Regions from separate parts of the Homo sapiens genome. Here region 1 is linked to region 2. A link is a contact called in ENCODE Hi-C or POLR2A ChIA-PET data. All regions are on one chromosome and are shown on one strand. The core of a region is the stretch at or near the end of the contact, and the rest is flanking DNA. Distances in the headings are between cores, read along the strand shown. Region 1 has its middle 71 kb from the start of TSPAN5-DT. Region 2 overlaps TSPAN5 (tetraspanin 5).

The links. Hi-C counts contacts between places; a loop is a spot of excess contacts on that map. ChIA-PET counts read pairs that join two places held with the same protein, here RNA polymerase II (POLR2A). Pooled maps may share reads with other maps.
Region 1: a map of endothelial cell of umbilical vein shows a loop between it and region 2 (5-fold over the local background). The contact joins two enhancer-like sites. A Hi-C loop is called at or near these places in 2 of 168 maps with a recorded cell type or tissue (PC-3 and endothelial cell of umbilical vein) and 2 of 50 pooled maps. POLR2A ChIA-PET finds 5 or more read pairs at or near these places in 2 of 52 experiments (activated CD4-positive, alpha-beta memory T cell and activated T-cell).

Annotation. Positions count from the first base shown.
Region 1 is chr4:98,726,561-98,734,176 of GRCh38, reverse strand. No RefSeq gene overlaps it. Among named protein-coding and RNA genes, the nearest start is that of TSPAN5-DT, 71 kb to the right of the region's middle. Within about 2 kb of position 5,610, at least 3 of the 41 ENCODE cell types and tissues checked have a DNase peak (open chromatin) inside an H3K27ac peak, as active enhancers do; they include PC-3 and endothelial cell of umbilical vein, where a contact is called at or near this core.
Region 2 is chr4:98,648,524-98,655,904 of GRCh38, reverse strand. The region is part of intron 1 of TSPAN5 (tetraspanin 5); the gene reads left to right. Among named protein-coding and RNA genes, the nearest start is that of TSPAN5, 6.4 kb to the left of the region's middle. RefSeq lists an enhancer at 1,437-2,636. Within about 2 kb of position 1,829, at least 11 of the 41 ENCODE cell types and tissues checked have a DNase peak (open chromatin) inside an H3K27ac peak, as active enhancers do; they include PC-3 and endothelial cell of umbilical vein, where a contact is called at or near this core.

The DNA.
Region 1 (7,616 bases), core at 4,361-6,860, 74 kb before region 2:
CCAGAAATTCCATTTGTCTGCACGGAGCATATATTACATAGTAGAAAGAAAAGATAATTTTTAGTAATGATAAAAAGGAACAAAGTAACCCCAATTCAGTACACTAGCCAACTAGTCAGAAATAGACTAGAGATCCCATAGTTATTTTAGACTATAAATTTAAACAGCTTTGAAATAAAAGGTAAGTTCTTGAGCTTACCACAAGGCCCTGTTCTCCCTTCCTCTTTGAGCTCTCTGTTATCTCTGCATCCCTTTCCAGGAGATGTGGGTGACTCTCCTCTGTTCCATGCACCAAGTGCTGGTCCTGATGGAGAGTTAAAGTCTTGACAACATAGCCAATCAAGCACAGGAGGCACCTTCAGCCACCTGCACAGAGATGACAGATTGCCCTACTTTAGGCCTTCACATTTTGGAAGCTCTATGTTTAAAATCTGTGCCTGCTTCCCTGCCCTGTTATTTATAGGTATTGCAGGCAGAACCTTTCATACTGTAGCAAATGAAGAATTATTAGAGTCAGTTAATTAATAGAATTTATATAACTAGCTGCAAGAAAAAATACTGAATGAGAAACTGCAAATCAACAAAGAAGTGCTTATTACTTGTAAAGAAACTGATTACTCAAAGTCAAGATATACATCAACTTTTAGAGGAGATTTCTCAGGTAAGAGGGAGGAAAACATCCCATTCTTTTCCTCTCCCTTGGAAGTGTTTTTTGTTTTGTTTTTTTTTTAAGGTTTTCCTAGAAGATATTTTTTAATTAGTAACTTCATCAAACGGTCAACAAGCATTGTCTTATTTGTTAGGGTCACTAGTTTGTGCCTTTGTATTCTATGGTCTGGGTACAAAGGATTCCCTAAAGCCACTTGCAATGATATGTTGTTATATACAGCAAAGGAGTACAATAGACGAAGAATAAACAGAGGAAGTTTTCTTCACTCTGAATTGTTTAGTGTTAAAATAGCACACTAAATAATAGCAGCTGGTCCTGCAGTGATAGGAATTTACACTTTTATGTTGTGCCCCATTTTCAGGTCTATGAGAAATCTGTGTGTAACTGGGAGATATGGACCTGGGTACTCTTCTGTTTGCTAGGCACTAGGGATGGCTGGCACAAAGTCCTCTGGAGTGTTACGTGGGGCTCCTGAAATCAGGGTTAAAAATTGCTAGCCTAAGTTATGCAAAAAATATATTCACAATAACAACTTGAGTTTGTTTAAGGAGGCAACATGTAAAAAGAAGAATCTGGAGCTAGCCCTGGTTCAGATCCTCACTTTCTTATTAGAAATGTAGCCTTAATCTCTACGAATTTCAGTCTTCTCAGCTGTAAAACTAGAATAAAATTATGTATAACAAAATATTTATAAAGTGCATTGAGTTTTATAATGCATTTTCAAATACATTAGCTTATTTATTCCTTGCAATTATCCCAGGAGGAAGATATTATCCCTAATTTACAGTTGAGGAAACTGAGGCTCAGAAATGGAAGTGCTTTGTCCTAAATCACACAGAATAGGGACACTTATCTTCTGATTCACAATCCTATGCCATTTCCACAAAATCATGTAAAAAAAATTGCTAAACAATCAATAGAAGAAATGGATTAAAAGAAAGATAGGTAAAATGCCCATCATCCAAGCACGCTCCTACTGTTGACTACACTTGTAGGTCCAGTCTGGCCTGTCATTTGCCCACCCCTGGGCTGCAATGCCTGTAAACTGAGCCATTCTCATAAACATCCCAGAGAAAAGTAGTAGTTAGCACACTGGTAAAGGCCTCTCTCTGCTTAACCCCAGCAGCAAGTCTGCCTGGACTGAGCTGAGAAGATGGTGGGAAGACTGCACAGGATGCCTTCTTCCTCCATGACCATGAAGGTGGCTCTCTACTTGCAGATGTGAATCAACTTAATCTAAATTGGTCAAATCAATTAGGAATCTCTGATTCTACCGGTAGGGAGCAGATTTTACACATCAGCAGTGGAAAATGCTCTCAATTAACTTGTGAACAGAAACTGGATATAACATGAAACTAAGGTTTTAATCTGAGCTACTGTGAAATTTAAACAAAGTAAGAACAGATTCCATGAAATTGACTCTGTCTTTGTGTACTTCTGGGCAGTTTCATGATGCTAGTCTGGATCATTAGCTCACTTTATTCCCTGTGGGGTCTTCTCACCCTCCACTGGATAACTTTTCCGAAAGCTCTGCCTGGTATTATAATTCAAAAGCTTTGAGAAACATGAAATTTGTGATCTGAGATTTTTCTAGTTATGTAATGATAACCCTCTCATTTCCATTGATAACCCTCTCATTTCCATTAAAAAATGTTCCAAAAAAACTTGAGGAATAAATTTTGTGACATGAGATCACATAAAGACTGGATTGTTCAAAGAATTAAGTGTTCATATCTCATGTCTAAAATTCCTCTACTAGAAATAATCCTCTAGATAGCGTCACAATCAAAAGCTTGAGTCTCAAAGTAAACGGAACCGGGTTTTAACCTCAGCTCTAACTGTGGGATCTCAGATGAGACATTTAACTTCTTTATGTGCTCGGTTTCCTCATCCGTAAAATAGTGACAATAATTGTACTTATAGAGTTATTATGAGGATTTAAATGAGATAATGTATATAACATGTTTAGTAACTCCTGGCAAATAGTTATTCAAGATTGTTACTATTGTCATGTTCATCAAGTTCTTATTCCCTCTCGTGTGCTAGACACTGCACTCACCATCAGGATTGCAGCTAAGGGTAGACATGGTTCTTCTCAGGAAGCCAAGCTGACTAGTGTCTGGCAAGTAGTAAGTGCTGAAGAACAATTAGCTTTTTTTTTTTTTGTCTCTGATAAAACAGACCTTTTTTTTTTTTACACTTTAAGTTTTAGGGTACATGTGCACAGCATGCAGGTTTGTTACATATACATGTGCCATGTTGGTGTGCTTTTGTTAATAAACAACACAATGAGAGGAGTTACTAAGGAACCCAACTTTAAGCAGGGGTCTTCACCACAAAATGAGCTTCCCACCTTAAAAGGTCAATTGATTTGGGGTCATATTCTTAATTTATAAAACATTCCAACGATTTCATTATAAAGACAATCATCAACAGAAAAACAGTTAAAGGCTTTGGACACAAAATTTGTAGAAGGAAATATAAATAGTGAAAAAATGAATGCATAAGGATGATGTACAAGTAAGTTTCCTATGCTTTCTAATTTTATGAATTTTTCCAAACTTTCTGAACATGTGTTACTTTAACAATTATTTTTAGATTATTATTTCCATAGAACTAGGACTTAAAATACCTATAAATGAAGAAGACAGGATCCTCCTCTACAATCCTCCAGTTATAAGCATCTGTTGAAGTTTTGTCATAATCTTGCTCCAAAAGAAAAGACCTGTAGGAGTTATTTCAAAAACTAACTCTTGGTAGTGCTTCTTGTAGGTAAAGAGAAAGTTAAATCCTCACTGTTAAACAAGGAAGGGAAAGAGAAGGTTTGGTTAATGGCCACAAGACTCTTCACTGACAGTCAACTAGGTAGGGATGTCAGTCATCATCCCTACCTAGAGATGATGAAGTCATCATGACTGCTTCCTAGAACGAGTCTTAATTCTATTAAAGTTTATCAGATAATTGCTTATCCATTTTTATCAGAGAATGCATATATTTCTTCCCAGAATGAGGTTGTAAATTAAATCAGACCCAGAAAGAGTTTGGGACAACTTTTCTTTCCACATCTTCCAATTTTCCTTTTCTTCCTCTAGTTCTTATTTCTATGATGGGTCTTCCTCCCTAGTGAGCTACCTGATCCAGAAACCTGGAAGTTAATCTCTCCTTTGCACTTTCAGGCCCAATCACCAAGTCCTGGGTCCCATTTGTTAAATAAATCTCTCAGTTCAGTTCCCTCCTTTCCAAAGCCCCCAACCACAACTTTAGTCTAGGCCCTAACCAGTTATTTCACCCTCGGACTCCTGGGATTATTTCCTAATCAGTTCCCAAGCCTCTGAGTCAAAACAGCCTGGACGAATATAAATTCATTTTTTCTATATTATCAAAAATATCCCTGACATTTATTACATATTTCTCGATTTCCCAATTATAAAAATTGTCACTTCATACTTCAGTCACATCTGTATTTAATATTATTTTTCACGAGTTCTTTTAAAAGATGACTTTTGGGCTATGCATAGCGGCTCACGTCTGCACACTCTCAGCACTTTGGGAGGCCAATGTGGGAGGGTCATTTGAGGCCAGGAGCTTAAGACCAGCCTAGGTAACATGGCAAGACCCCATCTCTACAAAAAGTAAAACAATTAGTTGGGCATGGTTGCACGAGCTTGTATTTCCAGCTACTCCAGAGGCTGAGGCAGGAGGCTTGCTTGAGCCCAGGAGTTTGAGGTTACAGTGAGCTGCAATTGTGCCACTGCACTCCAGCCTGGGTAGCAGCCTGGGTGGCAGAGTGAGACCCTGTGTTCCAAGTTAATCTTGGTTAAGAGATTCCTCATTCTCTGACTGATGAGATTCCCAAGGGGATTCAGGACAGCTGAGCTCCTTCTGGACTATCTGTCTTTAGGTAGATAAGGGGAGCTCAGAGAAAGCCTCTGCCTGCGTCTTCTGTTCCCCAAGTGCCCCCTAGTTTGAAGTAATCAGCATACCAAAGCAGCTGGCATATTCCGGGGTGGCATTTCTTGAACTCCTTCAGGCCAATAACTTTGTTTTTACTTACAACTAAAATCATCCTAATTGATATACTCTCTCTCCAGCTTCCCTCCCAATGCATAACCTGAATCCCAAAAATAAATTGAACATTTTATGGAAGCCCATAAAAGCAGAGGTTTTTGAGATTTTTCTAAGGAAAATAGGAACATCAGTTAAAGCACTTAATAACATTTATTAACCAAAACTAAATTATTGCTACAATCATAATGGCAAGGGAGTAACCAGAAATTTTGAGGTGCAGCTCTTGCAAAATACAAGGAAATTCACAGAGAAGGAGCAGGATGCTTGTTGCATATTAATGGCTCTTTCTGAGGTAGGAACCTGCAGTAAACCGCCTCCTGGCTATATGTGGCTTATCTGTAAGATGTTGTGAAATACTCCCTCTACCCCTAACCCCAGCTCCAACCTCCACCCCTTCCCTGAGCTTCATCCTAGATGCAGGGGCTAGCATGAGGTGGGGTTCTGTGATGAGGTGAGATGAGTGTTTTGCACATGACTTAGTAATTTTTAGGAGTTGAAAATTAAATTACTTTCAGGCCACCTCAAAATATCCCTGAGTCAAAACACCTGCATCCAAGTAGCAGCTTCAAAATGCCAGGTATTCTTTGCCTTTTTCTGGCTGGCCTTGCCTCATTAACTTAGTTTCCATTCAGCCTCCCGAGGAATTTTTATAAGATCTGATCTAATCATGAATTTGTTTAAAAATCCTTCTGGCTTCTGTTTTCCTTCCTCCCACCCCATCTGCTGGCTTCCTAGCTCTGGTTATATCAAGCTACACACAGTTGCCCAAATGAGCATGAGTCATGCCTCCATGCCTGTGCAAACCCCTTCCTCTGCTCAGAGGCTCATTTCCTGCACCCTGCCTGATGAAGCCCTTATCTCGGGTGGTATCCTCTGGGAAGTACTCCGTGTCTCGCAGGCAGGGGTTAGTTAGCCATTTCCTGCTCTGGGCTCCCACAGCATTCTGTGCTGATCCTCTAATATCACACTTATGCCTTCAGTGGAATTACTTACTCTCATATTTGTCTCTCTTGCTAGGCTGTGAGTTCCTCAAGGGCAGAAGATGTGTCTTCTTTATCTTTATAGCCCTTGAACTTGGCGTGGTACATCACAGGGCAAGTATTCAATAAATGTCGAATGAGTGAATGCACGGATGAATAAATGAATAATAAATTGATAAGAGAACCCAACTATAATAGGATGATAACACTGGGGCCTCTTTCATAGCTACACAATTTTCAATTTGTTCCTGTGAAATTTGATGTTGCTATGGTTTTCTACCTTCTACTTGAGGAAAAGGGAAGTTTGTGTTGTCCTTTTGGGTTTGGGAAGAAAGTTCTGATCTTTAGTCGTACTTGTATGTCATGATACGTCATTGCCTAAACTTTAAGGATTTCAATCTGATTTAGATGGAAATTTCCTGGATACTAAATGAGAGAATCCATGGAAAGTGCATGCCACACACAGGCATTAGAAACATTAGCTCTTATCAGCCGGACGTGGTGGCTCACACCTGCAGGCTCTTTTTTGGTTCCATATGAACTTGAAAGTAGTTTTTTCCAATTCTGTGAAGAAAGTCATTGGTAGCTTGATGGGGATGGCATTGAATCTATAAATTACTTTGGGCAGTATGGCCATTTTCACGATATTGATTCTTCCTATCCATGAGCATGGAATGTTCTTCCATTTGTTTGTGTCCTCTTTTATTTCCTTGAGCAGTGGTTTGTAATTCTCCTTGAAGAGGTCCTACACATCCCTTGTAAGTTGGATTCCTAGGTATTTTATTCTCTTTGAAGCAATTGTGAATGGGAGTTCACTCATGATTTGGCTCTCTGTTTGTCTGTTATTGGTGTATAGGAACGCTTGTGATTTTTGCACATTGATTTTGTATCCTGAGACTTTGCTGAAGTTGCTTATCAGCTTAAGGAGATTTTGGGCTGAGATGATGGGGTTTTCTAAATACAAAATCATGTCATCTGCAAACAGGGACAATTTGACTTCCTCTTTTCCTAATTGAATACCCTTTATTTCTTTCTCCTGCCTAATTGTCCTGGCCAGAACTTCCAACACTATGTTGAATAGGACTGGTGAGAGAGGGCATCCCTGTCTTGTGCCAGTTTTCAAAGGCAATGCTTCCAGTTTTTGCCCGTTCAGTATGATATTGGCTGTGGGTTTGTCATGAATAGCTCTTATTATTTTGAGATACATCCCATCAATACCTAATTTATTGAGAGTTTTAGCATGAAGGGCCGTTGAATTTTATCAAAGGCCTTTTCTGCATCTATTGGGATAATCATGTGGTTTTTGTCTTTGGTTCTGTTTATATGATGGATTACGTTTATTAATTTGCATATGTTGAACCAGCCTTGCATCCCAGGGATGAAGCCCACTTGATCATGGTGGATAAGCTTTTTGATGTGCTGCTGAATTCGGTTTGCCAGTATTTTATTGAGAATTTTTGCGTCAATGTTCATCAGGGATATTGGTCTAAAATTCTCTTTTTTTGTTGTGTCTCTGCCAGACTTTAGTATCAGGTTGATGCTGGTCTCATAAAATGAGTTAGGGAGGATTCCCTCTTTTTCTATTGATTGGAATAGTTTCAGAAGGAATGGTACCAGCTCCTCCTTGTACCTCTGGTAGAATTCGGCTGTGAATCCGTCTGGTCCTGCTGGACTTTCTTGGTTGGTAGGCTCTTAATTATTGCCTCAATTTCAGAGCCTATTATTGGTCTATTCAGGGATTCAACTTCTTCCTCGTTTAGTCTTGGGAGGGTGTATGTGTCGAGGAATTTATCCATTTCTTCTAGATTTTCTAGTTTATTTGTGTAGAGGTGTTTATAGTAGTCTCTGATGGTAGTTTGTATCTCTCTGGGATCAGTGGTGATATCCCCTTTATAATT
Region 2 (7,381 bases), core at 580-3,079:
CCTTTCCTATCCTGCTCTCTGCCTCAAAATTACCCCATATTTAAATTTCCTGCTTTATTGTACCATGGTCTCTAGTGATGATCAACAGAAAGGCAACCATATGGTTTTGGTTAAAGTAATTCAGACTAAGATGTTAGTGACTGAAAAGCTGGGGTCAGTAGCTTGGCAGCTTGCTTCTGAAAAGTTACACACCTCTGCTCTCTACAGAGTCACCAACCTGTCTGTGATTGCCAAAAACAGCAGACTCGGTGCTACTCCCATACAATTATGAAGAAGAGATTGCCAACAGCATGGTTTCCTAATTTTCATTTTCACACTGAACTGCTAGACTACATTTGACATACACTGGTGACATTCAAAGGTATAGTTCTGGTAAAATAAAATTGAACATATGGTGGCACCAGCACTGAGAGCTTGGTTCTTTTCCTGATCAGCAGTTTGGCTCTTCATCAGTTAACTGCCTGGGCCTCAGTTTCTCAGCTGTTAAATTGAAGGAGGTGGATGAGTTATAACGTTCTTTCTAGTTCTTACACAGAATGAGTTTCTTGAGTTCCAATATGCTGGAGAAGAAAAATAGAAGAGTTTGGCCACTAATTTATAACAGAAGTAGTATATACCAGGACACGTGATAAATTATAGACATTTTCTGTTAGGGAGACTTGTCTGAAGACTAGTTTTATTACTTTCATTTCTTCCTCAAAGATCCTTTCATAAAAAACAAACAAACAAAAAACAAAAAACAAAAACAAAAAAAAACCAAGGCTGGGCGCGGTGGCTCACGCCTGCGATCCCAGCACTTTGGGAGGCTGAGGTGGACGGATCACAAGTTCAGGAAATCAAGACCATCCTGGCCAACATGGTGAAACTCTGTCCCTACTGAAATACAAAAAACTAGCCAGGTGTGTTGGCGGGTGCCTGTAGTCCCAGCTACTCGGGAGGCTGAGGCAGGGGAATCACTTGAACCCGGGAGGTGGAGATTGCAGTGAGGCAAGATCACACCACTGTACTCCAGCCTGGCAACAGAGCAAGACTCCGTCTCAAAAAAAACAAAACAAAGCAAAACAAAAAACCTTTCACTAATTTCTTCTTGGCTTGTTCAGTTCCTGGTATAGTGTCCGTGCTTCTCTCTCCCCACTGTGAATCTCAAATGTAGTCCTGTGAGTCATTAAATATATTTTTATTATTAGAATTACAGCTTCATGTATAAAATCTGAATCCTTTTATATAACAGTTGTAATGACATTCTGAGTAACAAAGTCAACATCTTGTACAGATTCCTTTCTCATTAGTTATCACAGGCTGGTGGGGGAAAACTTGTTTCCTCTGTTATATATTGGAACAATTCAAGACAGAAGGGAATTGATTTTATTGAGGGTGTCACCGTACTGGGACATTTCTCAGAAAACCCTGAGACTGCTTTGGGTTTGGGGGAGGGAGAAGAAAGAGGATTTTGTTTTAAAGTCATTTCTTTGGGGTACCGAACACCACATCCCATCACTCATCATTAATAGATGTTTTGCCCTTTTGGATTCTGGCTTTTAACTGTTTTGGATTCTGGATACTTAACTGTTCCCAGGCAAGTAAATTGATCTCAATATTCTGGTTATTTATTGCTACATAACCTCCAAGCTTAGTTGTTTAAAACACAGTTGTTTATTATTATAGTTCACAGTTCTGTGATTTGGCCAGGCTCATCTGGACAGTTCTCACTTGGGGTCTCATACAGTTGTGGTGAGATGTAGTTGGAGTTGGACTTACCGGAAGGCCCTCTGGGCAGGATGCCTGAGATGGTATACTCATATGACTGGAAGCTGATGCTTGCTGGGAGCTTAGCCAGAGTTGTCACTGGAGCACCTACCTACACGTGGCTTCTTCCTGTCTCTAAGTCTTAAAGAAGCTTCCAGCCAGTTAAGGTTCCACTTAGAACTGGCAGTGCCACTTTTATCTATTCCATTGGTTAGAGCACTCATGCAGACTGCTGAATTTCAAAGGGTGAAGAATTAGAAGCCACCTTTTGATGGAGAAGTGTCAAGGTCACATTGCAGAAAGTCATGTAGGTTGTGGCCATCTTTGAAAAATATAGTCTACTGTATTAAGGCACTGAGCCTTAATTTCTTGTTTATAAAGGAAAGATAACATTAATGGTGTTGTAGTTTTAAAGATTCAGTGAGATAATGTTTTATTCGGCATAATATCTCAATATTTAACAAATAGTGAATATCATTACTGTTGTTGTCTCCAGATTTTATACTGGTTCCATACAGGGCTATAGAACTTCTAGAATGCCTTAGTCTAGTACTTTGGCATCATTACTACTAGGTAATGATAATACCCTTAAGATCTGCCAAGAAGATGAGGCAAATGGATTCAATAGATTTTATAGTGACTTGTTAGGAAAGAACTCAATGGAAACGGTGGAATGATTTGGGAGAACCAAGTCATTTTTCTGTTTTCTTTGCTACAAAGGATTAGAAAAGCCTCAGTTACTTGAGGCCAACTTTCTCTTTTGATATGCTTTCAGATATTACCTTGTGTCTTTAAGTGCAAGTTTATCCAGGGTTGATGGCAGGATCTTGCCTCTAATTTGCTTCCACAGGGCTTAATTCAGAGAGGAGGGAGACTCAGGAAACCTTGGGGCGGTGGGGGAGGGGGGGCATCAAGTAGGAAGCTTTATCTTATGATTCACTATAAATTGCAAGATGTTCTGGAATGATGATACATCAGCAGTTTATAAGTCATAATTTTTGTTTTAATTTGCTAGACATCTGTTAGCTTCGATGGCAACCATATGGGAATCTAAATTGCGTTTTGAATTACAGGGAGATGGTAGGAAGAAAGCTAAATATGGTTATGAAAGTGTCATATGGGAAAAGTGTAAGAAAGGTATAAAGTGGGGAAAGTAATTGAATATAGGCTTGCTTAGTGTGGCCACTCCCTCTGTGGGGCAGTATGAAGGCGCAGAAGCATTCTCACTTGATATACTCCGCAGATTGAAATGAAGCCAAGTGGGGAGAAGTTGGAAAACCAAATCATGTTTCAACCACCATAAACTTGCCAAAATGTTGCACTCATTTAGATGGGTCACTTTGTTTTAATGTCCACAGTAATAGGTAGTCCCTGGCAAAAGGTGAAAGCAATCTGCATTTTTAACAGAACTTTTCACTAATGATGTTTTTCTTGTAAGCACCCCAAAGAGTCTTCCAAGAATATTATATCTTTGTGACAGATGAAGAAATTGGAGTACAGAGATGTGGAGTAACTTTTGAGGTGTTGAAGAGCATGTCAAGGTTCAGTTTCAGAGTGTTAAGTCTCTTCCGTAATGATAGCCCCAGCTTTTTGGGTGGAGACTTATTTTAGAAGATGCTTGTTATTCTAAAATAAAACATCAAGTAAGTCATTTACATCTGTTCATAATCGAAAAGTGATAAAGTTTTTGCATATGCCACAATTAACACCACCCACAAGCACAAAAAAGTTAGGATGAAAATGTTCTTCAAGAATATGGTGGAATAATTGTAGCCTATTGAAAATTCATAAATGAAAATTGGAGTATTGTAGACAGCATTCTTGAATCACATGTTTGTTTCTGTGTGTAATACTGATGACTGTCTTAAAATTTCTAACTTCCAAATAAATCATACTCCACTGGATTATAAGGGCTTCAAGTGTGGGGGCTGTCTCACTTTCATAAGCCCAGTGTCTTGCGCATTGTCTGAAACACAGTAGATGTTTTGATAAACGTTTGGGCCAGGCTTGGGGGCTTACACCTGTAATCCCAACACTTTAGGAGGCTGAGGCTGGAGGATGGCTTGTGCCCAAGAGTTTGAGACCAGCCTGGGTAACATAGTGAGACCCTATCTCTACAAAAAAAAATTAAAAATTAAAAATTAGCTGGGTGTGGTGATGCGTGCCTGTAGTCCCAGCCACTTGGGAGGCTGAGGTGGGAGGATCACTTGAGCCTGGGAGGTTGAGGCTGCAACTGCACTCCAGGGTGACAGAACAAGACCCTGTCTCAAAAAAAAAAAAAAAAAAAAAAAAAAGTATGTTGAAGGAAAGAATTACAAAATCATCAGAAAGTACGTAGGAATCATCTCCTCTAACTTCCTAGTCAGTGAAGCATTCTCCATTGTATCGTGCCTACCTTTCTAAGCATGGATCTGTTTTTGGACCACTTTAATTGTAGAGTTTCATCTGTTCAAACTAGATGTTATCTGTCTCCCCATCATTTCCATCCTCCTAATTTACTGTTCATTTAAAATTTTTATTTGGAAACATTAAACCAATAGGAAAATTGCAAGTAGTATAGAGAACCTGTTTTTATCCTGTTTGAGACAAAGTTGCCAGCATGTTGGCTATCACACAAACAGTTGAGTATGTATTTTCTGTAAACTGGACTATTCTCCTAGATCACCACAGTACAACCATGAAAGCCAGGAAATTACCAATGATACATTAACACCATTTAATCCTTAGATTTCATCCAAGTTTCCCAGTTGCTCCCATAATGTTTTAAAGCAAAAGAATTCAGGTCAGAACCACACTTTGTATTTAGTTACATGTTTTTAGTCTCTTTCAGTCCTTCACTATCATGCTCTTGATACTTTTGACAATTATAAGCCAGTTATTTTGCAGAATGTCCCTCAGTTTGTGTTTGTGCCATTTTCACAAGCTTAGATTCAGGCTGTGCATCTTTGGTAGGAATAGTACAGAAATGGTGCTGCGTTCTCATTGTACCCTATCAGGGTGGCATTGATTTCTGTTTGTCCCATTACTGATGATGGTCACTTGATCAAGGTGTTGTCTGCCAGGCTTCTCTACCATATAGTTACTCTTTTCTCATTTGTAATTTATAAATGTTTTATGGCAAATTACATTGAAACCATGTAAATAGCCTATTCCTCATCAAATTTTCAATCTGTTATTTATTTATATCAGTAAGAACTTAGTGTCTTCCTTTTTTCAGTGTGGTTTAATGTTACTGTCATTACTTTATTTAAAATGGCCCTAGGTTTGGCCAGTGCAGTCTTTTCACATTGGCTCCTGTGCTCTTTTAACTCCCATCAGTCTTTGAGCACCATCTTGCTCTCTGGCAGAATAAGATGTTCCAAACTCATTTTGTGATTTACCTGTGTCATCTTTTGTATCAGACATTTCTCCAAGGAGCTATTGAATGGAGAATGGAATTTAGAAGCCAAGATCTGGTTGCTTGGTGTGCTCATTGCTATTAGGGTGTTGCTACTCTGTGTATATACAGACACACATGTACATCTGTAATTCTGTATCTATGTACTTTTAAAACCATGAGTTTACAGTCATACCTTAAATTCCTGTCTGATACCACAGGGTTTAGTTTTTCCTCTCCATATTTTATAACTGCTTTATTTGACAGTGAGATTCTTGGTTCGCATTATTCTTAACAGTTTACTTATTTGGTAAATCTCCCCATATGTAACCAATCTTCTGCAGCTGCCACCACCTTTCCTCCTGGGGCTGCCCTCCTCAGCTGTTAGTGCTCTAGCATCCTGTGCCACCACCCCCATCCCCATATGGATACCTTTCTCCCTGAGATACCCTGCTCTGGGCTTCCACAGCATCCCTCTTCCTACGTTTTTGTAAACGTAGGAAGCCTACCAGATTGGACCTACCTAATGGCTTTGAATTTTCAGGAAGGAGAAGGCGAAGAGCCTCGGCTACTCTTGAATGATGTAAAATAAGACTTATCTTCCTTCCCCATGGTCCTTCATTATTTAAAAATAGCCATTATGTCATTCCTAAACATTCTGTTTTCCACCTTTAAAAGCTCCTAGTTCCTCCATGTGTTTACACTAATGATGTTTTTCTTGTAAGCATCTCAAAGAGTCTTCCAAACATATTATATCTTTGTGACAGATGAAGAAATTGGAGTACAGAGATGTGGAGTAACTTTTGAGATGTTGAAGAGCATGTCAGGGTTCGGTTTTAGAGTGTTAGGTCTACATATACTGTTTCCAGATTGTTCTTTGCCCTGGTCACGGTGCTCTGCCTAGGGTCCCATTTGGACACACCTCTATTAATGCAGCAACCAGAATGAAACACGTTGTTCACAGGCTTTTCTAACCATCCGAAGAGCAGCAGGCTCTTGAACTCTCCCTTCAGTCCCTAGGCTGTGCTGTGCCTGGTGGCAGAAGCCTCTGCTACTGTCTGGAATTGACTTTGAGTAAGTTACTTTCACAGATTAGTTCCTCAGTTGCTCATCTAAAAAAACCAGGAAAATAATTTTCTGCAAAGTTGTTATCCAGTATTATGTGAGATCATGCATATCAACGTGCTTCATAAATGGTAAATCTCTAAATACAAATACTAGTTATTAACCCAGGCTAAACTGCACTTGCTTTCCCTGGCAGCCAACGAACACTTTGGCTTGGATTGACTTTTTAGTGAAATAAAACCTTCACTTTTTCAAGTGAACTCTATTAAACCATCCCCCTAAGCTATATGCTAATCAGAAGCCCTAACCCTCCAGTTAATTATTTGAATTTAGATTTAGTTCTGTTTATTTCTCCCATTTAAATGTCTTATTCTGGCCCATTGGATTTCAAACCTGCTACCAGCAATCCTAGGCCTCCTTGAGGCGTATGTGGGTGGGTGGGTCTGTGCTGGTGGGGTGTGGACTGAGCAGTACCTCTCTTTCCTCCAGAAAAGCTTGGTTATTAGTTTGATATTTTGGGATACTAAGAAAGATTTTGCTTGAAAAAAGGGGTCCCACCACTTAAGAAAGAAAAGAACCAGTATTCTAGCCTTTAGATGTCTTTGAATCTTGATGGCCAAAGTACATTTTTAAAAAAATTACTCCTCGTGTGGGTTTTTATCTCTTGGAATCTCTCCATGCATGGGAAGTCCCTCTCACTAACTAGGGGTCACTTCTGTAGGATTAGTTGATATTTCACCCCTTTATGCATGTAGTGTGGCAGCCTGATTAGTAAGGAAATTTCAGTCTTCCCACTGGGAGATCTGGTTCAGTAGGTCCATCCAGGATGGGGTCCTGGAATTTCTGTTAAGAAAAAAATCAAAACTTCCTGCAGGTCATTGTGATGCCCAGCTGAGTTTGAGAAGCTTTAGCTTGTTTTTCTTGGGAAGATGTGGCCTCTCCTTCCCGTTGCTCCCTGGAGGGGATGTGTGGGAGAGCTGGGCGTGGGTGGTGTAGAGCGGTGACCATTTCACCAGCACATGAAGCTAGTGTTCTTTGCTTACGAGAAAAAAAAGGTGGCCTATTTTATCCCTCATGGAATTTTTTATTAATCCAAAAACGCCAGTTTATTTTTAAACCTGAAAGCCCTAAAAACAAAATGAGAAAAATCTCTTGAAAGAGAACCTCTGGTGCTGCAACTAGTTTGCTAGCAGT